Regions from separate parts of the Mus musculus genome. Here region 2 is linked to region 1. The links are chromatin loops, found by intact Hi-C in ENCODE. Cell type or tissue: heart. All regions are shown on one strand. Each heading gives the region's core, and the rest is flanking DNA. Links, peaks and the distances in the headings are about the cores only.

Region 1 (12,292 bases), core at 5,618-8,117:
TTTTCTCAGCACGTTGACCAATTATAACTTTGTATTCAGGGCTGCCTTCTACAAAAAGAAGAGTCGTATGACGAGATTGAGGGCAGCATAACTCTGTGTGAAGCCACTTGCCCTGTGACCTCAGAACCTTCCCATAAGTGGCCTTTGACCAGGTTTATAGTGTTAGGCATGTATCCCTTTCTTTACAGCAAGACAGTAAGCCTCACACCTGACTCCTGTAACGTACCTGCCACTGTGGTACTGGTGGACACATCTTGACTGGCAGGTGGCTGATTGTAGTGTGTAGAGCCCAGGCCTGAGGAAGACCCTTGGGACTGTTTGCCTGTAGCTCCCAGAGCACCTTCCACCACTATGAAGGTTTTCCACTGGGAGGAAGGCTTTAGGCCAGTTGCAGCTTGGTTTCTCTGTGTCCCTCAACCAAAAGTGTATGACGTCTTCAGCGCTGAATTTCGTTGTTTATGTGTACCTTGTTTTCTTGATCTGTTCAGAACGTTCAGGGGTGCCATGTCCTTGCTGTTGCGAATGAAGTGGCAGTACTTCTATTTTCAGTGTTTGCCCCTTCCCCCAGTGACTGATTTCCGTAGTACCTGTACCAGTTTTCTCTCCTTGCAACAGTATATGAGCAGTGGAAGAGGCTTATAGTACCAGGCAGGCTTTCTTTCCACTTGCCAAAGCCAAGTCCGGTTAGGTAGCTCTTGGTTACCACTAAAATAGAATGGTAGTAGTGTACCTTCAGGGATATCTTTGGTGTTGACCATTGTTTTGTGAGTCATACCCATCACACCTGGGTGGGACTGCTGATTGAATGCTGAACCTGAACCACTGAAACTGCTAGAAGAAAACACAGGACGGGCAGCATCCTGTGAGGTACAGATGCAGGACAGACAGCATCCTGTGAGGTACAGGTGTGGGACAGGCAGCATCCTTGTCCTCTGAGCAGGTGGGACTCCCCTTGGGGATCCCTCCACCGTGGCATTTCAAGTCTCTTTGAGGCTAGGCACTTCCTCTCCCACTGGGGCCAGTCAAGGTAGCCCAACTAGAAGAACATATTCCATGAAAGGCAACAGCTTTTGGGATAGCCCCCGTTCGAGTTGTTTGGGACCCACATGAAGTCCAAGCTGCACATCTGCTACATATGTGTGGGAGGCCTAGGTCCAGCCCGTGTACGTTCTTTGGTTGGTGGTTCAGTCTCTGAGAGCCCCAAGGGTCCAGGTTAGTTGACTTTGTTGGTCTTCCTGTGGAGTTCCTCTCTGTCAGGGCTGGCAATCCTTCCTCCTATTCTTCCAAGTTCCCTCCACTGTTTGGCTGTGGGTGTCTGTATCTGTCTGAGTCAGCTGCTGGGTGGAGCCTCTCAGAGGACAACTTGTTCCTGTCTGCAAGCATAACAGAATATCATTAAGGGATCTGTTAGGGATTTGTGCTTGCCCATGGGATGGGTCTCAAGTTGGATCTCTTATTGGTCGGCCATTCCCTCAGTCTCTGCTCCATCCCCAGTGCCTGGACTTCTTATAGATAAGATACATTTTGGGTTGAAAGTTTGGTGAGTGAATTGATGTATCTATTAGTCCTCAGGAGTTCCTGCCTAGCTACAGGAGGCTGACTTCTTCAGGTTTCATATCCCCAATGTAGTGAGTCACACTAAGGTCACCCAGGGCAGCCTGCTATCCCAGGGGGACCTCCATTTTCTTGCTGCCTTCCCCCCCTGCCCCCCCACCATCAGACCTGAGACTCCTGAACCGTACAGTTAGCCCATCTTCCCTGCTGGCTGAGTGCCCTGGGCCAAGCCAAGCTGCCCTGAGCAGCCTGCTATCCCAGGGGACCTCCATTCTCCCACCACCTTTACTCCAACCCCATCAGATTCCTGAGCCACACTAGATTTGGTTTCTCTCTGCTGTATGTAATTCTGTTTTCCCGGCTCCATGTGCTGAAGATGCTATGTTTTCTCCAATGTGTATTTTTTGGCAACTCTGTCAAAAATCAGACGACCTTATTTTGTATGTGTAGACTAGAGCACCCTGTGTCTGGGCCCTCTATTCTGTCCCATTAATCTCCATTCTGCTTTTGTGTCGGCACCATGCTGTCCTTATACCTGTGGCTCTGCATGAAGCCACGCATGTTGATTCCTCTACAGGTATTCTGTTTGTGAAGGATTGCTTTGACTAGCTGGCATTCTCTGTGCTTTTATATGATTTCTAGGATTGAGTTTTCTGTTTCTGTCACTGGAACTTTGATTGGGATTGCATTGACTCTCCAGCTTGACTTTGGAAGGCTGTTTCCCAGCATGGTTCTTAGGACCCGTGCATGGGAGGGCTTTCCATCTTACAGTGGCTTCAATTCCTTTCTTCAGTATTTTAAAGTTTTCACTATACACAGCTATCATGTCATTGGTTAGGGTTATTGTAATGTAATTTAATTTATTTTATTTTTTGAGGCTATTGTTAATGACATCATTTTTTTCCCTAATTTTTTCTCAGTATGGTTGTTACTGGTGTGTAGGAATGCTGCTAATTTTTGTATACTTATTTTGTATCCTGTCACTGAATCTTTTTTTTTTTTTTTTTTTTGGTGCCTTGCTCTAGGGTCACATTTTCAAACATTGTTTATGAGAAAAATGGGGTTCAACTGTTGAATAGGAAGCCTCTTTAAATAGCCTTTGCTACGGAGTGGGCACTGCAGGTTGTAATTGGGGACTTGTGTGTAGGGTAAACATACGCTGGCATAGCTACTATGGTTGTCTGGTGAATACATTCTCCTGACAGCGTTATCCCATGATCTGGGTGGAAGCCACAGTCAGTGAGAACAAGGCAGCAGTTACAAGCCTGTCTTACTTGATGGCTACCCGTTTCATACCTGGTTATCCCCACGGACGTCTCCATGTTCGCTGCTGCTAACTTTCCTGTTAACTTAGCCAGCTTTGACTTCTCTTTCATTCTCACGTGCTTCCTTGAAATCATCGACCCCTCTTCCTGATCCCAAGGATGCCATTCTGACCTAGCGTCTGTGGACTGGATTCTGGGAGAGCTCTGTTTCAGTCTTCCTGTTTAGCTAGCAGCAGTGCTGAGCCTGCTGATGTGAGTCAAAGGATGTGTGTGTGTTGTTTGCTCTCAAGCTTAGTCACAGTAACTGTGTTTCATTCAAGAGCCATAGTTCGTCGTGGTCTCTTCCATCTTTGCTCAGTCTCTCATTCATTTTCTTACTACTTCCCTGAAGGGCCACTGGCTTCCTTATCAATCCGAGGGCATGCCTCCTGTGCCTCACAGTTTTGTTCATGGTTTTCTTTCTGTCTGTGATGTTCTATCTCCAGATTTCCAGTTTTGACTGAAGTGTCATGATGTGTGAAGTCTTTGGATTGGCCAGCCTCCCATAATTCTTTGCTTCCATTTTCTCCAGACTATCACCACCTTCTCTCATTCCAACTAAATTATCCACCAAAGTTTGCAGCCTGCTACATTCACTCGTGTGACTTTCACGGGAATGGTTTCTGCCGTGTTCATGGTTCTGTCCCTTGAGCTGAGGAGAGTCCTGATGCACTCAGATCTCCAGCATGTCCTGGCGTCTGAGCGCATGCTTAGTAGGCTCAGCGGCTCCCACAGAGCTCCAAGAGCAGCGAGGAAGCTGCAGAATGGGCTCTATTGCCCAGAACCTGTGGGGGAATTGTTCTTCCCACAAGTCAGTTTCACCTTGGCGTTACTTTTTAATTATATGTCTTTGTATACACATGCCTGTCATACATACATATTATCAGTTATAGATATATGTACATAGTGGAAAATAATACATGGTATATATGCATATATTATATGATACATAGATGCATATTATAAATAACACAGGTATGCTATGTACATTATATTTATATACATATATGTGTGTGAATATATGTATATGTATATATATGTGTGTGTGTGTGTGTGTGTGTGTGTGTGTGTATGTAATTTAAAATCTGTAATGTGTCTGGGTGGGGTTGGCATATGGCTTTAATTCAGCACTCAGGAGGTAGAGGCAGGTAGATCTTTGGGTCTGAGGGCAATCAGGGCTACACAATAAGACTTTGTATTAAAAAAAAAGTAAAATTGAAATTTACTGTTTTTGAGACAGTCTTTCTCTGTAGCCTAGGGTAGCCTCAGTTTCTCTCTCTTGCTCAGTTTCCTGAATGCTGGGATGGTGCACACTGTACATACGGTGTGCAATGTTACTGTTGTCAGGCAGATTAACATATCCATTGTCCCACAGATTTACGTAGATTTCTTTGTTGGTTTTTTTGTTTTTGTTTGTTTGTTTTTTGTTTTTTGTTTTTTTTGTTTTTCTTTGAGACAGGGTTTCTCTGTATAGCCCTGGCTGTCCTGGAACTCACTTTGTAGACCAGGCTGGCCTCAAACTCAGAAATCTGCCTGCCTCTGCCTCCCGAGTGCTGGGATTAAAGGCCCGGCTCTTTTTGTGTCAGAAGAACCTAGAAACTATTCCAGTACTCAAATGCCATGTTTTCCAAGGTAGTGATGTCGGTACTCATGTCGTGCATGTCCCCTGCACTGGCCAATCCTGCACGTCTGATGGCATTATCCATTCACCTCTACATCCCCATTTACTCCCTTCCCGCTGTCTTAGTTTCTACTCTTTGTTCATCTTTTTCTTTTCTTTTACAATTTCACATATGATTGAGGTTGTGTGATATTTTTCTCTTTTGTGTCTAGTTTATTCTACTAACATAAAACCCTCTAGACTCATTTATCTTGTGGCAGATAGTTTGGGTCTCCTTTTCTGAGGCAGAAGAATATATGTGCACATACATGTATATGCGTGCACAAGCACACATGGCAGTAGAAGCACACACATGTGTAATGGGATGCATGCATGCATACTGTAGTACGTTTATCTGTTTGTCCATTCACGAGCACTCAGGCTCTTTCCAGGTCTTGGCTTCAGTGTCTAACCCTGAACAAGAGAATCCAGATGTCTTTATGATGGCGAGCTCATTCCTCTCGGGTTTGCAGCAGAGGATGGACTTCTGGCATCTCTGTTAGTTTCCTTAGGGATACCTTGCTGTTTTCTGCTGGCTTTGCTTTTTTCACAGCCTTACCTGGACTTTTCTTTTAGGGTTTTGTAACAGCCACTGGAACAGGGCTAAGGGATGGATGGTCTGTGGTTTGCATTGCATTTCCTTGGTGATTAGTGATGCTGGCCACCCTCTTCATGTAAGCTCTTGGGCATTTATTGTCTCCATCTGAAAATGTGCATTCATGGCCATTTTCTCATTTCTGAGGTATTTTCTAATATTGACTTTTCCTTATACATTTAGTTACTAACCCATTCTCAGATATATGGTTTGCAAATATTTCCTAAGAAGGAACTCTTCCCATATACGAAAGAATAAAATTGGATCTTTACGTTTTGTGTACATGATGCCAAAATGTATTAAAGACCTAGGCACACAAGACATAAAATGGGGAAAATTCTTAATATTGGCCTTAGCAATGATGTTATATCCAGAGTTTAGGTTACCAGATAGAGCGATTGGTAGATAGACAGGTAGATGACTATCCCAGATAAAATTTTAACAAAATGTGGGTTTGTCAACAATTCCTGGCTTATACATACATTTCCTACAGATTTTCAAAAGTAAAAATAATCAACAGGACTCCCTGGTAACATGTAGTCATTGCGTGTGTGGGTTGGGTGCACGGAAGAGTCCTTCTGTGAGCTCAGTTGCTCCTCACGTGTCCTGGCTGTTCCTCATGTGTTCCTCACACAGGAACAAAATGGGGTTGGTTTGAATGCTTTAATAATAAACCCAGAGTCACCAGCATTGGGACAGTGTCACAGTAAGGAAAGAAACCAAAACATCTCTCCTGGATGCCTTTCTACTCAGTGAGCCCAGATCTGGATTCTCTATTTCACGGTGTCCTCTAACATCCCTGGCCGTCTGTAGATTGTACAAATTTAAATCTGTGTCTGCATGAATGCTGTCTTTGAACATGTCCTTGTCTCTGTCCTCCTGTGTCTGTCTGAATGTATACGTGTGTAGTGCGTGTGTGAGCATATGTCTGTCCTTAACAAAGGATTTGCTCTGTGTTTATTGAACAGCATAGAAAGCAACATGTAACAGAGTTTTAGAAGGGATAAAGTCGCTGATCCCAACTGACCCAGATAACAAACAATATTACAAATTCCACTGTTTATCTAATAGCATCTGTGTGTTCCATTCAGCGTTTATGGTGAATATTCACTTAGAGGATTCAGAGGATAGAGAGAGACAGAGAGACATATCAAGAGAGACAGAGAGAATCAGAGAGACAGAGAGACATACCAAGAGAGGCAGAGAGAGACAGAGAGACAGAGACAGAAACCCAGAGACAGAGGGACACACACACACATATGCACACGTGCATGCACATGCATACCCCCCAGAGACAGAGAGAAAAAGAGCAAGAGAGACAGACAGAGACAGAGACAAAGAGAGACAGAAAAAGCTATTCAAATCTATGAGCCCATGAGGCCATTCTCATTCAGAGCACCACAGTGACTGTGGACAATCTGGAATCACCCACTTGTGTTTTTCTCATGGCTCCCAGTCTATGCCTGGGGGAGGGGAGGACAAGTCATGCTGTAGATAACAGGACTGGGAAGCACACAGTAGTTTCCGGCAGTTGGAATGTAGCATTTTTGAGAAATAAAAGCTCAATTCTGAGTGAGACTAGGTAAGTTTTTAAGGTCCCTGTAGATTGAAAGGACTGATTTTGGTTCCGTGTATTAACAAATGATGTGCTTGAAAGATATTCTCATGGGGCACAGCACAGTGTAACTTTAATGGTGAGCTCTATTTACTAAGTGATTCCTGTATTTATTAGAGGTAGATGTTCTCATCTTTGCCTGCTTTAGTTTATTTTCTGCTTTTTACAGTATTTACCTCTTACTGGTTAAAGATATGGCTAAGAGCTTTTAAAGACTGACTGTGATGTGAGATCTCTTTCTTACTATTTATTGTAGCGGGTCCAGAAACTTTAGCAGTTGCAGTGCGGAGGACTTTGAGAAGTTAACGTTGAATAAGGGAGGAAGCTGCCTGCTTAACATCCCGAAGCCCGACGAAGCCTACAGCGCGCCCTCCTGTGGTAATAAGCTGGTGGACCCTGGAGAGGAGTGTGACTGCGGCACAGCGAAGGTCAGTCCAGTCTTCCGGGGAAGGCTGTGGGCTTTCGTGGTCAGTGAGGCTGGCTCCTGTGTTGGGCGTGTGTTTCTGGGACTGGTCAGCTCCTGGGAGCTTAACTCTTGATGCCGTGACTTCATGCAAGCACTGTGGTTCCTTCTTTTTAAATTTTACTTATCCATCTCTATCTTTATTGTAGCTATTAGATTGTTTGTTATTTTGTTAGGTTCCTTTATGTGTTTACCATTCTGGCCCTGCTATTAAAGATGTATTTGTTGAGCTGGATTCATTTACTAAGTGAATCGCAGCTGACTAATCCTCCAGCATCTGTCAGTGTCTGCATTCTTCCTCCTGTAAGCACTTGTGTTGGTCAACCGTGGATCCCACAGTTGACAGGGCCCTCAGCCGTGCCCACCTTCACTGTTACTGTTGTCCAGCCATGTTCCTCTCAGTGTACCCAGTGAACCTTCTCCCCTTGGGCTGCCATTAGATCCGGGACATATTTGTTCAGATGTGAGGCCTACTGTGTTAGTCTCTGTTTTTCCTTGCCTGACCATAAGAGAAAACTCAAGGTCTTGAAAGCCTGCCTGTATCCTAAGAGAAAACCATTTCCTTGTCTTATGTGATTGATGTATTCCATGATTTCTGTGAAGCCTCTGGAGTCTCCTGGCCGACAACTAGAGAGGAAATTTCTCCTGCTTAGAACTGGGGCGTTGTTAGGTAGTTTATGGCTCTTGGAGGGACCATTATTGCCTCAAGAGTTAGCACTTAATTTAAACTGTGTATCTGTACATGCACATAACATAAATGTTATATGTAATTTTAGGTAAGCATACAACAATACATCCCCTATGTCTTTTCCAAACACCCTCAGTGTGTATCTCCCACTCCCTCCCTCACCTTCTCTCTGCCCTCTGCATGCTGCCCTTTCCTTAAGTTTTCTCTGCGCATGTCCCCGGTGTCTAAGGCTGCAAAGCAGGCTTCCCTGCATGCACCTGCCGTGTGTGTCTTGGGATATATGTTCAGCTCTTTGCGTTTATTGGAAAATTGCGTTATTTGCTACTGAGTTGTCTTCTTTATCTTAGATAGATATTATTTGTTAGATACTTGATTTGCAAATGTCATCTTAATAGTTCTCCTTCACTAATGTACAGAGTCTTAGAAGCACAGAACTTTGATTTTGATGAAAGCCATTTGTCACTTTGGCCTTTTATGGCTGATGCTTTGGCTGCTCCCACTTTGTACAGATTCTCCCCTGGGAGGTTTCTAGTTTTAGACTTTACATTTAGGTCCGTGAGCCATTTTCACTTAGTGATGTGTGTGTGTATGTGTGTGTATGTGTGTTTGGAAGTATAGGTTGTAGCTCATTTGTTATAATTTTTGCTATGTGATAGACATGCTAACAACCCTGATTTGATTCATGTACTTGACTATATAAAATATTACAAGGTCTCATAGATGTGTAAATTTATTACATGTTAATTAAAAAGAACAGTTAATTTTAGAACTTTACTATGAAGTAATTGTAGGCAGATAAGAGGTTGTAGAAGAGTGCATAGAACTCCATGTACTCCCCTGCCTGTCGCCCCAGTGGTGACAACTTATAAGGTTGTGACACATTTATAGGATGTTAAGATTACTGTTTTTGTATAGGTGTCTGTGAGTGGGAGGTTGGAGGTGAAATGTAACTGTCATGGAACAAAGCATGGTGACAGAAGCCAAGGAAACTGCTGCTCAGTATAGAGTGTGTGCTTAGCATGTGTATTTAGTGTGTACACGGCACGGAGGCCAGTCCTCACCTCCCATCCTGTAAGAAAAGGACTAGTTTGCCTATCCAGAGACAAGAGCCATCCCGTGGGTAGTGGGGCCCTGAGCAGGGAGAGAAAGGCATCCATGGGTATTTACATGGGCATCTGTGGTGCCTCAGAATTCATGTGTCAAACCTGCAACCTGCAGTGTAGCTGCACTGGGCACTGGCGTCTCTGAGGAATAGGAGGATGGAACCCTGATCCACTAGGGCCTTTAATAACATTCGCTCCAGTTCCAGCTAAGAGAGGGCAGGGCGCCCAGAGTTCTCTGTGAGAACTGTCATCTTGCATTTCTAGCTTTCAGAACTGGGAGAAGATATATGTCCATTCTTTAAGTCCTTCAGTCTTTGGTATTTTATTATGGAGTTATCAACTGTCTTGTGAAATATGTTGAGACTTAAATACTTGCACTAGAGACTGATGTGTCTTTTTTATTATTAATTTTTAAAATTATATTATTTATGCCCCAGGGAAGGAGGATGCCTGGGGAGTGGGGTGTGGGGAGATGGGTGTGTCTTAAAGCACAGCTAGGCGAGCAGGCTGTGTCGAGGTCAGCTGAAATCACAGGCAGAAGAAGAGCTTTCCTAATGCTGCTGCTCTCAGGGGCTGGTTTATTTATCCGTGGTCTTTTTCTGTTTGCAGGAGTGTGAGGTGGACCCATGCTGTGAAGGAAGCACTTGTAAGCTCAAGTCATTTGCTGAGTGTGCATATGGCGACTGTTGTAAAGATTGCCAGGCAAGAACTTCTACCTATCAGGGGCAAATCAGAGAAGGAAAATGGATATCTGGAAATGCATCCTCTGAGAGCACTGCATACCATTTTTATCAGAATGTATTTTACATTTCACCCACTTCTGTGCATTTAAACTGCACTTTTTATGATGAGGGGCACATTGAGCGAGTTAGTTTTGGGTGCTGGGGATTAAACCCCAGGCTTCCAGGGCTTCTTGCTTGCAGGTAAACACTGTGCTGTGAGTTATGTGTCCATCTCTTATTTTCTTGATTCCCCTTTTCAAGTAACATATATCTGTTAAGGAAAACTAGAAAAATATCAAAGTATAGACTAGAAAATTAGGGGTTAATTGATGAAGAGGATCTGAACTAGATCCCCAAAACCCTTCTGAAACAACCTCCGCCCCCATCTCCCAAACCATGGTGGCTTGTGCTGGTGATCCTGGCACAGACCCTGGAGCTCTCAGCCTGGTTTCCTGGCCTCATCTCTAATGCTCAGCTATGCTGGCCATCCCCCCACCCCCAAATGCATTCACCGTGCAAACGCTGATTCCAGGAGTGCTGTCATCCGCCTATCGGACTGCTTCTGCAGTGTTCCTTGTGTTTGTATTTAATCTGTGTTTCCTTTGGTTACCTCATTTTATAATATGTTTGCATTGACTGTTTGGGGCTTTGTTCACTTTTGTGTTGGATGATTTAATGCTTGTCATTGGGAACTTTATATATACACCATGGTTCCAAATCTGATGGCTTTGTGGAAATTCTCCTGAGATTCCTGTCTGATTTGAACCTCATTACCTTAGTTCCTTCCAGGAGGCTCCATGTGCAGAGGGAAGACCAGTGAGTGTGATGTTCCTGAGTACTGCAACGGTTCCTCTCAGTTCTGCCCGCCAGATGTCTTCATTCAGAATGGATATCCTTGCCAGAACAGCAAAGCCTACTGCTACAATGGCATGTGCCAATATTATGACGCGCAGTGTCAGGTCATCTTTGGTTCAAGTAAGATATTTATAATCAATTGATTTGATTTTATCATCTGCTTGCCTTAGGCTTTTTGTTTGTTTGTTTCGAGACAGGGTTTCTCTGTATAGCCCTGGCTGTCCTGGAACTCACTTTGTAGACCAGGCTGGCCTCGAACTCAGAAATCCACCTGCCCCTGCCTTCTGAGTGCTGGGATTAAAGGCATACGCCACCACGCCCGGCTTGCCTTAGGCTTTTAAAGAAGGAATCAGACATTATTGATGAGGTTCTTGTATCTCCATTCTTCCTCCTTCTGTAGTAGTCATGGTCAGGAATTTCTATGTCTGATTGAGTGATTCAGTTGATGCTTTGTGTGTCTCTCTCCCTCTTTCCACTTGGTATAACACACAGTGTCTTAGGGTTTTCATTGCTGTGAAGACACACTGTGACCAAGAAGCCTTATAAGAAATAGCATTTAATTGGGGCTTACAGTTCAAAGGTTCAGTCCATTATTACCATGGCAGGAGCATGGCGCATCCAGGCAGACATGATGCTGGAGAAGGACCTGGGAGTGCTACATCTTTTTCTGATACAAACAGGAGAAGACTGGCTTCCAGGGAGCTAGGCTAAGGGTCTTAAAGCCATGCCCACAATGACACATTTCCTCCAACAAGGTCACACCTACTCCAAGGCCACACCTCCTAATAGTGCCACTCCCCAAGCTAAGCATATTCAAACCATCACACACAGTGTATCTGTATATGCATACACGCAGAGGTTTGGGAACTGAGGACTGTACCTAGAACCTCACTTATGCCAAGCAAGCACACTATTGATTGCTATGTCCTCTCCCTCCAGGTTTCTAGTTCTGAGATTGTAGGCTGCATAGGTCTAACATTTGCAATCATCATTTAAAATGTCCTTATGATCCATGTATACTGATACATTTCTATCACAGTCTATTAGGGTATTCACTAGTTAAGTGGACCCTGATTAGTTTCTCATTTGTGTGTATATGGAGTATGTCTTTGTGTATGGGAGTGCATGTATCTTAGTGTATATGAGTGTGGATGCAGGCTAGTTGGCCCTTGAGCTTTTGGGGCTCTTCTGTCTTTACCTCCCTTTCCTCATAGGAGCACTGGACTTATAGATATGAACTGCTTTATGTGGGCTCTGGTGATTTGAATTCAGGTCCTAACACTTTCATGACAAAGTACTTCACCCACTAATCCATCTTCCCAGCTATAAGTTTTCAGTTGTTATGTTGATGAGTATGTAGTATAAGCCCTCAGGGTTTTGTTTTGTTTTGCTTAAGCTTTTCATCTTTATTACTGCTCCATACTTTCATCTTTTGAAATAATAACTTTTACCTTTTGCAGCTGATTTTTTGATACTTGTTCTAAGTGTTTATATGTATATTCCCCCCCCCCAGGTCTTTAGATGGCCTCTATAATGCTACTCTTTTATTCTTATGTTTTTAGATTTATTTTATCTTCTGTGTATGAGTTTTGCCTGCAAGTATGTATGTGTACCCTATATATGCCTGGTGCCTTTGGAAGTCAGAAGAAGGCATTGGAGTCCTAGGAATTAGAGATAGGGATGGTTGTGAATCACCATGTGGGTGCTGGGAATCAAACCCAGGTCCTCCACGA
Region 2 (12,292 bases), core at 4,690-7,189, 170 kb before region 1:
CTGGCAAATTAAGAAAATATACTAGGCAGAGTAAAGTCTATTTATTTATTTTGTTTTAATTATATAAGCCCTAAAAAGCTTTTTAGCACCCTGGAGAGTAAAAAATATAAAGTCGTCTTCAACACACGCTAGGGGCCAAAAGCTTCTTTGTTAGGTGATTAGAAGGGGGGACCAGGCATGGTGGCACATGCCTATAACCCTAGCACCCTGGAGGCAGAGGCAGGGACTAAAAGTTCAGGCCTCGACTGGGCTATACCGTGGGGCCCTTGTTTTCAAAGACTTGAAAGCTGTGTCTGGTGGTAGCGTTTGCCGACCATGTGCCAGGCACTGTTGCCAATCCCCAGCACTGTCAAACAAGATATAAAACACAGGAGAAAGGCTCACAGTGGCTTGTGGGATATTAGACGATCTCATTGAGAACCGTTTCTTCAGTTCTGCTTTGCCAAAGTACAGGCAATTCTTAACCTGTCCGTCAGCATTACAGACTGACCCAGCTTACGGTGGGTCGGAAAGCAGTGCTCGCTCTGTTTGGAGACCGGGAATTCCCCTACACTTCATATTCTCTGAAGCTCTAATGTGGATTCAGGCATCTTGAGAAACAGACCAAATTAGGAAGTCCTGAAGCACAGGGCTGGGAGGCCCAGAGTGGATGGGATGAAATCCCTGATTTCAGGGTTATAGCTTAACGCTAAACTTCCTTTCCAGCCAGTGGCCCTGTTCCCCCTGCAGACATGCCTGTGTACAAAAGCTTGCTCAATCGCTCGCTCACTGGGCAGCCCTGGGCTGAGCATGGCAGGCCAAAGACTTCCCTTTCAGCAAAGATGGCGCAGGCTAGAAAGGGCACTCTGCGGCTCACAGTCTCTTTAGGATCTGTGGCCTAAGTTCAGGGCATGCTGAATTGAAAGTGGCGTGGCCCTTCTGAAGCCCCCTTCCCAATTCCCCGGGGCTCCATTTCAGATGATCTCTCTGCTCAGCTGTTCCTGCTGTGTCTCTGTAGGACTGTGGCCCTCTAAGCTCCCTCTCAGGTTTTGTTTGTTTGTTTTTTTTTTAAAGTCTTCTTGGGAAGAGAGAATATAGATGTTGAAAGAGTAAATGATTTAGGCAAGGAATTTAAAGATGTATCTATTATAGAGAATTTTAAAGGTAACAGATTACTATTTACTTACTAATGAACAGATAGGGTCTGGGAGTCCCAGAACACCAAGCCAAAGGTTGAAGAAATCACCTTTCAAAAAGTTTTAATAATGAATTTATTTCCTGATGTCCAGGAAAGGTTTGACTGGCCTCCAGGTTACGATTTTTTTTTAAGCAATTTAACAGGGCTGGGGATGTAGCTCAGTTGGTGACACACTTGCTCAGCATGCACACGTCCCTGGATGTCATCCTCCACCCCCCCACCCCCCAGTTCTGGGGGAAAAAAAAAGAAAAATTTACTACTAAGTCCTTCCTGTGTGGAGAGAAAAGGGAACTGCATATAGAGCCAGTGCCTCTCCATAGGCCTTCTGCTAGAACAGAGTAAGGCAAGCACTTGGCACTGCATAGACTGCACTTCTCGTAGTTTCCATCTGAATGCAGCCCCCCTGTCCGTGCCTCTCCGCATGCAGTTAGATTTGGACAAATAAGATTCCTGAGGAATGACTCTCTTAATTGCGCCGCGGTTCCAGCTTTATGTAAACACACACACACCCCAGTTATAGTTCTAGTTTGGAGATGCTGCTGCCATGTTGGCCTCAGGTAGGCTGTGTGATGTTTTCACCACTCAGAGGCCGCCAAGTGTGGGGCTGAGGTCTGGCCTGAACCTTCCCTGTATGGTGTCTTCAATACCAACTGTCAGGATGCCTCTCTTAGGCCCCTGCCTTCTCGTAGTTTCTGAGAAGGCCCAGCAAAAATGCTTCCCACCCTCAGTTAATAGTAACTGATTCTACTATTTGTAATCTTTCAAATGGACACATAGAAATCTGAACTCTGAAACCACATCCAGACCAGATACAGGGCAGTGTGACGGTCACACCCGCAGCCTTGGCTTTGACCCTTGCAGTCCTTGGGACAGGATTCAGGCACCCTGTTAAGTCTCCAAGGCATCGGTCAGCTTTCCAGTCCTGCTGTTAGCGAGTCTGTGTTTGCCAATACATACCCACTGTACTAACGTGCCAAGTGTTTATTGCACATTTGCTCCCACTGTGTCCCAACAACCCCAGCCCCTCCCCTGCCTCCTCGTGCCCTGGAGTGCGTGAGGAGACCCTCACTGGGGTGGAGGTGGAGGGAGGCACACACTGCCTTGACTCCTGCTGTCAGGACGGTGTTGTGTGGAGCAATCATCCTCATAGATTTTATACACATAGTAATTTCCCTTTTTATATGTCAGGTAAATATTTGTAAAAGTTATACTCACACAAAAGAAATTATTATGATAATTACTAATATATTTTTTCCATGTTTCATTGCCTGAATAAAAACCGTTTACCACTGTTGCATCCGGGGTGTGTTGTCTTCCCTGGCCGTCAGTTTTCTTACCCATGACTGTTTACTGAAGCCTCCGGATTTCTGTCTGAATACAGAAAGCGTGGCATTTCCTTGCTCTCGTTCTCCGGGGCTTCATGCATTTCATTGGGCATGTAATTGAAAATAAAACAAACTCTGGAATTCCGACCTCGGCTGTAGAAACCACCATGACGGCATCTGTGCAACACAACTTTTGCTGAGTGCTCTGTGGTCTCGCCAGAAGTCGGTCCACCCTGGCGTTTTGTTCAAACCCGCAGAAGCAAAGCTGCTCCAAGCTCTCCAACTTTCGGAAGGGCCCAGGTGAGCAGGAGCTGGGTAGAAAGTAGCTGGTGCTTCATGCGTTTCCTAGGTCTGAGTAAGGACTTTACACACACTAGTTGGGCGGGCTCTCCATCTAGGGGTGGGCCAGGGTAAAACTGGAAGAGAAGAGCGGATAGCAGAGGAATCAGGAACTCCCTTCCCTGCTTATTTTGAGGCTCTGCATACTACTCGCCAGCCTGTGGTGGTTCTGGTTTTGGGGCAGTGCAGGGCACTTTGTCCTTCTCACCAGTGTGTTCTGGCTGTAGAGGAAATGCTAGCTACAACAGGTCTCATTTTCTTAGCATTATTGGGGAGATAAGATGAAAATTTGCCGCCTTAGATAAACCATCTTGTTTTTTTTGTTTTAGTCAAAAGTAGGAGCCAGGCATGGTGGTGGTGCACTCTTTCAGTCCCAGCACTTGGGAGTTAGAAGCGGGTGGATCTCCGTGAGTTTGAGCCCAGCCTGGTCTACATACAAAGCTCAAGGACACTCAGGGCTACATGGAGAAACTCTGTCTCAAAGGAAGGCCCCTTTGCCTGATAGAAGTCTTTGGCATGGAAGGATGAGGCAACAGTTTAGCCTTGGTTGGGGAGAGCACATAGGCCCCTCGTTTAGGTAGAGAATACTAGCAGGGAGCTGAGATTCTTGAGTTCCCAAGACTCTCTTTTAGAAGCATTGCCTATGAGGCAAGATACTCCTTGCGACCATCCTGGAAGCTGTGATCCTGCCTCCTGCATGTTGGATTACAGGCTCTATCTAATTTCTCTTAAAATCACAAACCCCACCTGAGATGTGTGTACTAAAAGCGGCCACACCGGAAGCGCATGTTCCCTTTGGCTTACATGGTCCAGAAGCATGACGTTGCTAGCCCATATTACGGTGACAGAAGAGTCTGGCTTTCGATCCCAGACCCAGTTCCAAGTCTAGGCTAGATATCATGCTCTGTACTGTCTTAAGTTTTTGCTTATTTTATGTGCATGAGTGTGTGGTGGTTTCAATAAGAATGACCACCATAGCTGGGCAGCAGTGTCGCACGCCTTTAGTCCCAGCACTTGGAAGGCAGAGGCAGGTGGATTTCTGAGTTCAAGGCCAGCCTGGTCTACAGAGTGAGTTCCAGGACAGCCAGGACTACACAGAGAAACCCTGTCTCATGGGATAGGTGGTGGTGGTGGTGGTGAGAAGAATGACCACCATAGGCTCAAATATTTGAATGCTTAAGTCACCCGGGACTGGAACTATTTGAAAGGATTAGAAGGGTTAAGAGGTGGGTGTGGCCCTGTTGAGGAAATGTGTCGCTGGAGGTGGGCTTTGATGTTTCAAAAGGCCCTGCCAAGCTAGGGTCTTTGTGCCTGGAGATCAGAGCGTAAAGCTCTCGGTCAGTGCTGCAGTACCTCTGCCTGCCTGCCTGTCACCACCATGCTTCCCTCCATGATAATGGACTGAACCTCTGAAATGCTGAACAAGCCTTCAACTAAATGGCTTCTCTTATAAGAGTTGTCTTGGTCATGGTGTCTCAGCAATAGAACAGTGAGTCAGCCAGGTTGTTTTGTGTCTGTGTCTGTCTGTCTGTCTGTCATCTGTGTGCCAGGTGCCCCCTGGAAGCCAGAAGAGAGTGTTGGTTACAGGTGCTTGTGAGCCACTGTGTAGGTGCTAGGAGTCCATCTCAGGTCTTCTGGAAGAGAAGAGCAGCCGGTGTGGTCTTAAACACAGAACAGAGCCTCTCCAGCCCCAGCCTGCTGTGCTTTAGATCTTCCTTAGTTTCCTACCTGACCAAGGCGACTCAGTCCGTCAACAGGTTCTCCAGTGCAGGAGTGAGGATTGAAGAAGCAAAAAGACAATTAGACAGCATTGTAGCACCACCCCAACCAGTTCTGAGGCAGAGGCGGGTTTATTTTCCCCCCAAACTGCTTTTATACCTTTTTAATTCCATGCAGATAATAAGGCCAGTTCTAGGTTACGGAACAAGCAGTATGATAAACACAAGTAGTCAAGGAACAAGCAAGGCAGTAAACAGAGGCCCCTGATCTCTACCGTGATGACTGTTTCTAAGGGCTTCTCAGGATGACTAAGAGAGCTGAGCCTACTTCTCTGTCCTAGCCCAAAGTCAGACTCTTGCCTGAAGCCTACTTCCCTGCTCTAGCCTAAAATTAGATTCTCACCTCAGCTTACTTCCTTGTCATGGCCTAATGTCAGATTCCTGCCTGAATCCCATTTCCTTCTCCTTGGCGGATATCAGATTCCTGTCCAGCGGCCCCAAAAGCTCTCCACACATACCCGAGTGAAGAGGAAACTAGGGTTATATTCTCCTGAGTTCTCTCTCCAGAAGCCAGTGTCATTCCAACCAAGTCTACCAACATTCCTATGGCTCCAGCAGATGCTGACCGTCTCCCTGAGAGACGCCTAACAGAGTATAACAAGTTACACTTCCCACATCTCAGCAGCACGGAGAGGTCTTAAGACAGCAATACATCACACATCCTCAGCTGAAAGACTTTGTGTAGAGTTAGGCGTTTTTGTTCTACACGTCAGAAATGGCAGGAAGTCAGTTCTTGTAGGTACAATTAGCATAGACAGAGGTAATAATATTTTGCTAAAGAATTAATATCCAAAAAAAAAAGAATTAATATCCAGACAACCCCCCCCCCACTGTGATAGCTGATACAGAGCACGCCTTCTATTTTGTTGAAGGGCCTTTCCATTTGTCTTGCATGACCAATTTTGAATTCCCCCAGAAACTGAATTTTTATTTTAATTTTTTAAAAAAAAATTTATTTGGTTTTTCAAGACAGGGTTTCTCTGGTTAACAGTCCTGTCTATTCCACAACTTGCTCTGTAGGCCAGGCTGGCCTTGAATTCAAAAGACCCACCAGCCCCTGCCACCTGAGTGCTTGGATTGAAGGTGTGTGCCACCATGCCCAGCCAATTTTCAACCAGATAACTGTTTCCCATGTGGCATCAGTTTCGGTGCAGACATGCACAATGACCACTAGAGGGCTTCACTCCCAAAGGCTTCCTACTGTTTTTCAAACTGCAGCTCAAAACTGTTTATGGAGGCTATGAATGAAAAGCTAACAGGGGCTGCAGTGAGTATTTGGTGTGCAAGCAAATCTGGAGGGTATGTGCTGTCCACAGCTTGTATCAGTCACACGTGGATTTGTGTATTGCTGCAGTTGAGGTTTTTTTTTTAATTGTGTGCTTCTGTGTATGTGTGCTCTCGTGCCTGTGTGTGTGTGTGTGTGTGTGTGTGTGTATTATATGAATGCCTGGTGCCCATGGAGGGCAGAAGCGGACATTGGATCCTCTGGAACTGAAGTTATTGATGGTTGTGAGTCACCATGTGGAACCCAGGATCCAAGCAGGTCCTTTGCAAGAGCAGCAAGTGCTTTTAACCACTCTGCCAACTCTCCAAGTTCAAGATTGTCGTCTTTAATTCCATGAGGAAGGGAGGCCTAGGAAGTTTGAAATCATCCTTAGAACTTTAAAGGCCCACAAAAGAGAAAACAAAACAAAACAAACAAAACAAAACAAAACAAAAAAATCTTTCCTCCCTTACACCAGCATAAACCAAGCTCTTCCCCTCCCGTGGCAGCAGAGGGCAGCCCGCTTAGGCTCAGAGCCCTGTTTCTGGTTAGGGCCATAGCTAAAAGGAACCTGCCTTGTGGCTGAAGGAATCCACATGCTGGGCTGAGGTGTAGCTGGGAATAGCGTGACTTGCAAGGGTAAGGCCTGGGTTCCATGCACAGCGCTGCAAAGTTAAAAATGAGACATTTCTTGGAACCAACAATTCGCTTGGATTCCAGGTTCTCAAAACAACTTTCTCTGCACAGTTCAAATTCTAAGTATCTCTATAAGCGGTAAGCCATCTTTTATCTAGTCTTCACTTGATCTGAGTCATTTTCTCTACCCATCAATGCCACTCTCCTCAGGCATATGTTAGTTAAGTGACTAAATGACAGAGTCATGTGTTAGCCTGATAAATATAGAATGGGAGAAAATTGAAAGTTGAGTCCTGGCAGGGAAGCAAGCCCAGGACAGCAGGCTCATAAGTGGGTAGAAAAATAGAGATTGGTAAGAAAATTAGGCAGTTGGAATATTTGTTAAAATAGCCACTAACTTCTCTGAACACCTTAACCGTGGGACTATTTTATACTTAGAGAAAAGCTGTTGAGGTCCTCCAGGCATCTGATCAGTCCTGGCTTCCAGCCCTTCCTGCCCCGGGCTGGTTGGGGTCCAGCAGCCTTGTCTCCATGCTTGGCCTCCAGGACCAGCAGCCCTGGAGGTGCCATCTTTCCCTCTTTGCTCTCCTTTTCTATCTTTCCCCTTCCTGTAGTTGCCCCTCAACTCCTCCCTTCTTTTCTCTCTCCTCCTTCTATCCTCTCCCGCTTCTTGCTTTTCTCCTTCTTTTTTTCTTTTTGCCACAGGAGGGATAGAGCTCTGCCCCTCTCTCTCTCTCTCTCTCTCTCTCTCTCTCTCTCTCTCTCTCTCTCTCCCACTCCTAAACCCCTGCCCCTTTTCTCAGACAATTTTCCAGGTCATGCTACAGAGTTTATAGTAGACTGTGTTTTCATAACCCTAAGTTGCAAATACTATTTTTTTTAAATCTCCATATGAAAAGTGTGACTAGCCCATGCCATGACAAGATCCCCAATAGAAACAACTTTAAAAGGATGGGCAAGATGGGTCCATGAGTGAAGGCACCGCCCACCAAGACCGAGGACCTGAGTTTGGTCCACAGGGTGGAGAGAGAACCAACTCCCACCAATTGTCTTCTGACTTCAGTTAAAATAGGAATAGAAGGGTTTGTTTTGATGTGGTGTTAGTGGATTCATTCTGAGAGAAGCAGGGCATGGTGGAGCCGCTTGGCTCTCACCTTGGCGCACCCAGAAGTCGGGGGTGTGTCTATAGACTGCCACTCTCCTTACTCTTGTTCCTTTCTGCCTTCCCAGACCACTAGATTGTACCGCCCATACTCACAGTGAGTGGGAAGTGTGTTTCACCAGTGTCCTAGGCGATACTGAATTTCCACAAGTTGACAGTGGCGGTTTCACTATCGCAAACATCAACCTGTGACAAAGCAGAACTCTGTGAACCGCCTGCTACCCAGGTCTCACTTCTGGAAGATTCTGAAAACTGCACTGAAGCAGAAGTTAATATTTTATTATTTTTTAGAGCGTCTGATGGGAACTGTGGGGAGGGGGGACACTGTAGTGATCAGAACTCAGTCACTAGTATCACACAGCTAGGCTGAGGAAGCTCTATTGTAGCTTGCTTTCCGTTTGTAAAACAGATGTTAAAGTAAAAATTTTCAAATATGGGGGCTGGAGAGATGGCTCAGCAGTTAAGAGCACTGACTGCTCTTCCAAAGGCCCTGAGTTCAATTCTCACCAACCACATGGTGGCTCACAGCCATCTGTAGTGGGATCCAATGCCCTCTTCTGATGTGTCTGAAGATAGCGACAGTATGCTCCTATGCATAAAATAAATAAATCTTTTTTTAAATGTCAAATATGGGTCTTTTACAGGCTAAGGTATATTGTATTTCAGAGTCACACTAGAATAGTTTCAGTGGTTGACAATGAAAGAGAGTTGACATATCTGTATTCATTGGACTTCAAAATCGGTCACGTGGGGTTGGGGTGGGGTGTGGCTCAGCCGTTGAGTCTGGCCTAGTGTCTGAGAGAATGTGAGCACTTGTTGACAACCTGGGGCTAAGGTCTTCAAGACCATGGAATGCACAAAGTCCATTCCGACCTCCTCTTTTCTTCTTAAAACTCAAGAGATGAAGATCATGGAAAAGAACTTCGTTCTCTACTGGGAAGAGACAAGATGTCTACGCAAAGTCACTCACCTCCCTAAACTGACCTGTATCAGCTAAGTTCCTGTTCCCCATCTTACTATTTTTTTTCTATCCCATGTGGCTTATGACTTCATGTCTAAAAGTGTCTCCTCTCCACTGGTTCTCAACCTTCCTAATGCTGCAGCCCTTTAATACAGTTCCTCATGCTGTGGCGATCCCCCATCCGTAATATTATTTTGTTGCTACTTCATAGCTGCAGTTGTGCTACTGTTATGAACTGTGATGTAAATATCTGATAATGTAATGAATATAAATATCATGACCCGGAGGGGTCTTGACTCACAGGTTGAGAACTGCTTTTCTTGGTCCTTATTTTTCTTGTGAGGTTACTTAAGAACGTGTAAATAAAGTCTGCGTGCTTTTCCTTTGTTACTCTGTCAGACATCAGTTCCAGCTGGACGCTGTAGGAGAAGGGAAGAAAATTTACCTCCTCTGAAACGCTTTTAAACTCTTATTTTTAAAACTGGGTTAAGTACATTTATTTATGTTGTGCTGGTTGTATTTTTTTTTTTGTTAACAGTTAGGGTAGTCTGGGAAAAAGGAACTTCATCTGAGAAAAAAACACCGCTGCCTCCACCAGATCAGCCTGAGGCATTTTCTTGGTAAATGGGTGAGGTGAGAGAGCCTAGCCCACTGTGGGTGGTGCCACCCCCTAGGGAGGTGGTCCGGGAAGAAAGTTGGCTAAATGAGAGCCTGGAGAGCAAGCCAGTAAGTTGCCTTCCCTGTAGTCTCTGCTTCAGTTCCTGCCCTGACTTCCTTCACTGGTGAACTACAGCATATGTCTAAGCCAAATCAACTCCACCCCACCCCCCACCCAGAATTGTCGTGTTAGCTTCAGTTAGTATTTTTATGACAGCAACAGAATGCAAATTAAGACATGTGTGTTTATGTGTTCATTTTGAGGCAAGGTTTTACTGTGTAATCCCCTGGTTGGCCTCAAACTTGCGATCCTTCTGCCTCCGTTTTCAGTCCTATCTTTTAATACTAAAGGCAATTCCTGAGGGCCAGAGATATGGTTCCATGAGGAAAGCGTGTGCCACATAAGCCGTGTGGAATCCTGGGAATCCACATGAAGGTGGAAGGAGAGAACCAACTCCACAGTTACCTTCTGACCACCACTCTTAGGCCACAACACGAGTCCACACACACACACACACACACACACACACACACACACACACACACGTGATGATGGTGATGGTGATGGTGATGGTGGTGATGATGATGATGGTGATGATGGTGGGGATGGTGGTGGTGATGGTGATGATGGTGATGGTGATGATGGTGATGATGGTGATGATGGTGGTGATGGTGGTGATGGTGATGATGGTGATGATGAACAGTGACTGAGTTTTGGGATTCTAGGCATGTGCTGCACATCCATAAAATTATTTCAAATGAGAATATAAAAACAACCCCCCCCAATATGGTAGCATATGCGTAGAATCCCAGTATTTGGGGAGGCATAAGCAAGAGTTCAAGACCAGTCAAGGTTATATAGCAAGACGCTCTAAATTTTTTTTTTAAATCAAATTTTTAAAAAAAAGTAAAAAGTAAAAGAGGAGGAGAAAGGGAGGTAACGAGATGGTGTAAGACTCATGCTGCAAAACCTGATGCCCACAATCATCCTCTCTCTCCTCTCTCTCTCTCTCTCCTCTCTCTTTCCCTCCTCTCTCTCTCCTCTCTCTCTCCTCTCTCTCCTCTCTCTCTTCTCTCTCTCCTCTCTCTCCTCCCTCTCCTCCCTCTCCTCTCTCCCTCCTCTCTCTCTCCCTCTCTCCTCTCTCTCTCCCCCTCTCTCTCCTCTCTCTCTCCTTTCTCTCTCCCCCTCTCTCTCCTCTCTCTCTCTCCTCTCTCTCTCCTCTCTCTTCTCTCTCTCTCCTCTCTCTCTCTCCTCTTTCCCCTCTCTCTCTCCTCTCTCTCCTCCCTCTCCTCCCTCTCCTCTCTCTCCTTTATCTCTCTTTCCTCTCTCTCTCCACTCTCCTCTCTCTCCTTTATCTTTCTCTCTCCTCTCTCTCTCCTCTCTCCCTCTCTCTCTCCTCTCTCCTCTCTCTCTCCCCCTCTCCTCTCTCTCTCTCCTCTCTCTCTCCTTTCCTTTCCTTTCCTTTCCTTCCTTCCCTCCCTCCCCTCTTTTGCACACACATAAATAAATAACAAGAAAAATGCACATATTAACAGAGCAATTTAATGTTCTGAGCCACATAGACATTGTGCAATGTTTAAATCGGGTTAAACATATCTGCTGCTCCTCAGATATTTGTTCTTCATGTTAAAATACCAAACAGAAGCGACCAACTCCCCCTATTGTGTAATTTATTGAAAAAGAAGTGAATGTTTATCCTGAGCACCAAATATTACTGCCAGATCACAGAGACCATGAGAGACCAGACCCCAAGGGAACAGACCATGAGAAGACAGATCTGAAGAGACCAGAGTCTGAGTCTGAGGGAACAGATCTGAGAGGCCAAATACTGAGAGACTAGACCATGAGAAGACAAAGTATAAGAGACCATCCTCAAGAGGACAGACTTTGATAGAGCAGACTCTGAGGAGAGAGACCCCCAGGGAACCCTGGGAGACCAGATCCTGAGAGGAGACCATGGGAGGCCAGCAGCTGACAGATGAGATGGTGAGAGAACAGACCCTGGGAGACCTGACTCGGAGAGTATAGACCCTGCAAGGACAGAGCACAAGAGACCACATTGTGTGACCAGATCCCAGTAGGCTAGATTCAGGGGAGTGAGACCCTGAGAGAGAGAGAGACCAGACCTTGAGCCGATCAACCGTGGCAGGACTGACCTTGGGAGAGCAGACCCTGTGAGGACAGAGTCTTAGAGGTCTGGCTCTGGCATGACAGACCCTGAGAAACTAGACTCTCTGAGACCCAACCCTGAGAGATCTCCAAGCTGACATGAATAATACAGGCACTGTTTGAGCTCACATATTAATTGTGGCAGAAAAAGGATAATTTCTTCAATCCTCTTTCCACAGATCTACTTTCACTGTCTGAGTGCGCCGAAGGAACCTAAGGGTGTCTCTATGAACTTTAAACTTAAGCAAGATGTAGCTATAGCTGAGACATAGATCATTTGCCTGGGACCCAACTCCCAGCACAAAGGGGAAAAAAATAGAATGAAAAACATATCATTATTTTGACAGATACACTGAGTTCCTGCAGGGTTCCCTTGGAGTTGTGCTGCGCCCACCGAGGTGACTGTTTGTGGTAGCCTGGGTGCACAGATGTGACTAACTCAATAGCAGCCTTCATGAAGGAAATCACGCCAAGTCTCCGTAGCAACGTCTCCCAGGCGCACGGATGCGTGACTCTAGTAACAGCAATTTGGAGGGTGACGTGGGAAGATCATGTTCAATAGAAACATCATGGGGATGGAGAGGTTTGAAATCGCTCTTGGAGGTCTGGTTGTATTCATTTTTCCTCCCTTCTCTTTGGCGACCACTAAGCTCCTTTCAAGCATATGCAAGAACTCCTCTGACCTCTGTGATTAGCCTTGTTCCAGGCCCTTGTTCCACTCCACATTTCCACTTGAAGAATGAGCGTAGCTCTTCTGACTGAGCCCCTCCACCTTAGGAGGCCTGGTTTTGGAGCTAGCACAGGGAAGGTGACCTTGGGAACA

Evidence for each region. A loop is a pair of places that touch in the nucleus more often than their neighbours do. Peaks named below come from ENCODE experiments on the same cell type or tissue, not always from the same donor. Only the 100,000 strongest peaks of a DNase experiment are listed, where the experiment ranks them.
Region 2: it touches region 1 in a loop (2.5-fold over the local background); 3 of 42 quality-filtered maps call a loop at or near these places.

The regions. Positions count from the first base shown.
Region 1 is chr8:24,976,815-24,989,106 of GRCm38, reverse strand. It overlaps Adam9 (a disintegrin and metallopeptidase domain 9 (meltrin gamma)), which reads left to right. Exons shown (of 22, transcript NM_001270996.1): 12 at 6,985-7,156; 13 at 9,592-9,684; 14 at 10,484-10,679. Among named protein-coding and RNA genes, the nearest start is that of Adam9, 34 kb to the left of the region's middle. In heart, for the core only: a CTCF peak has its summit at 7,113 (motif pointing left); DNase peaks (open chromatin) are centred at 6,546 and 7,136; H3K27ac peaks cover 1,067 bases.
Region 2 is chr8:25,144,734-25,157,025 of GRCm38, reverse strand. It overlaps Tacc1 (transforming, acidic coiled-coil containing protein 1), which reads left to right. Exons shown (of 13, transcript NM_177089.5): 13 at 1-2,474. Among named protein-coding and RNA genes, the nearest start is that of Mir8108, 8.4 kb to the left of the region's middle. In heart, for the core only: CTCF peaks have their summits at 5,786 (motif pointing right) and 6,420 (motif pointing right); no DNase peak of the experiment used is centred there.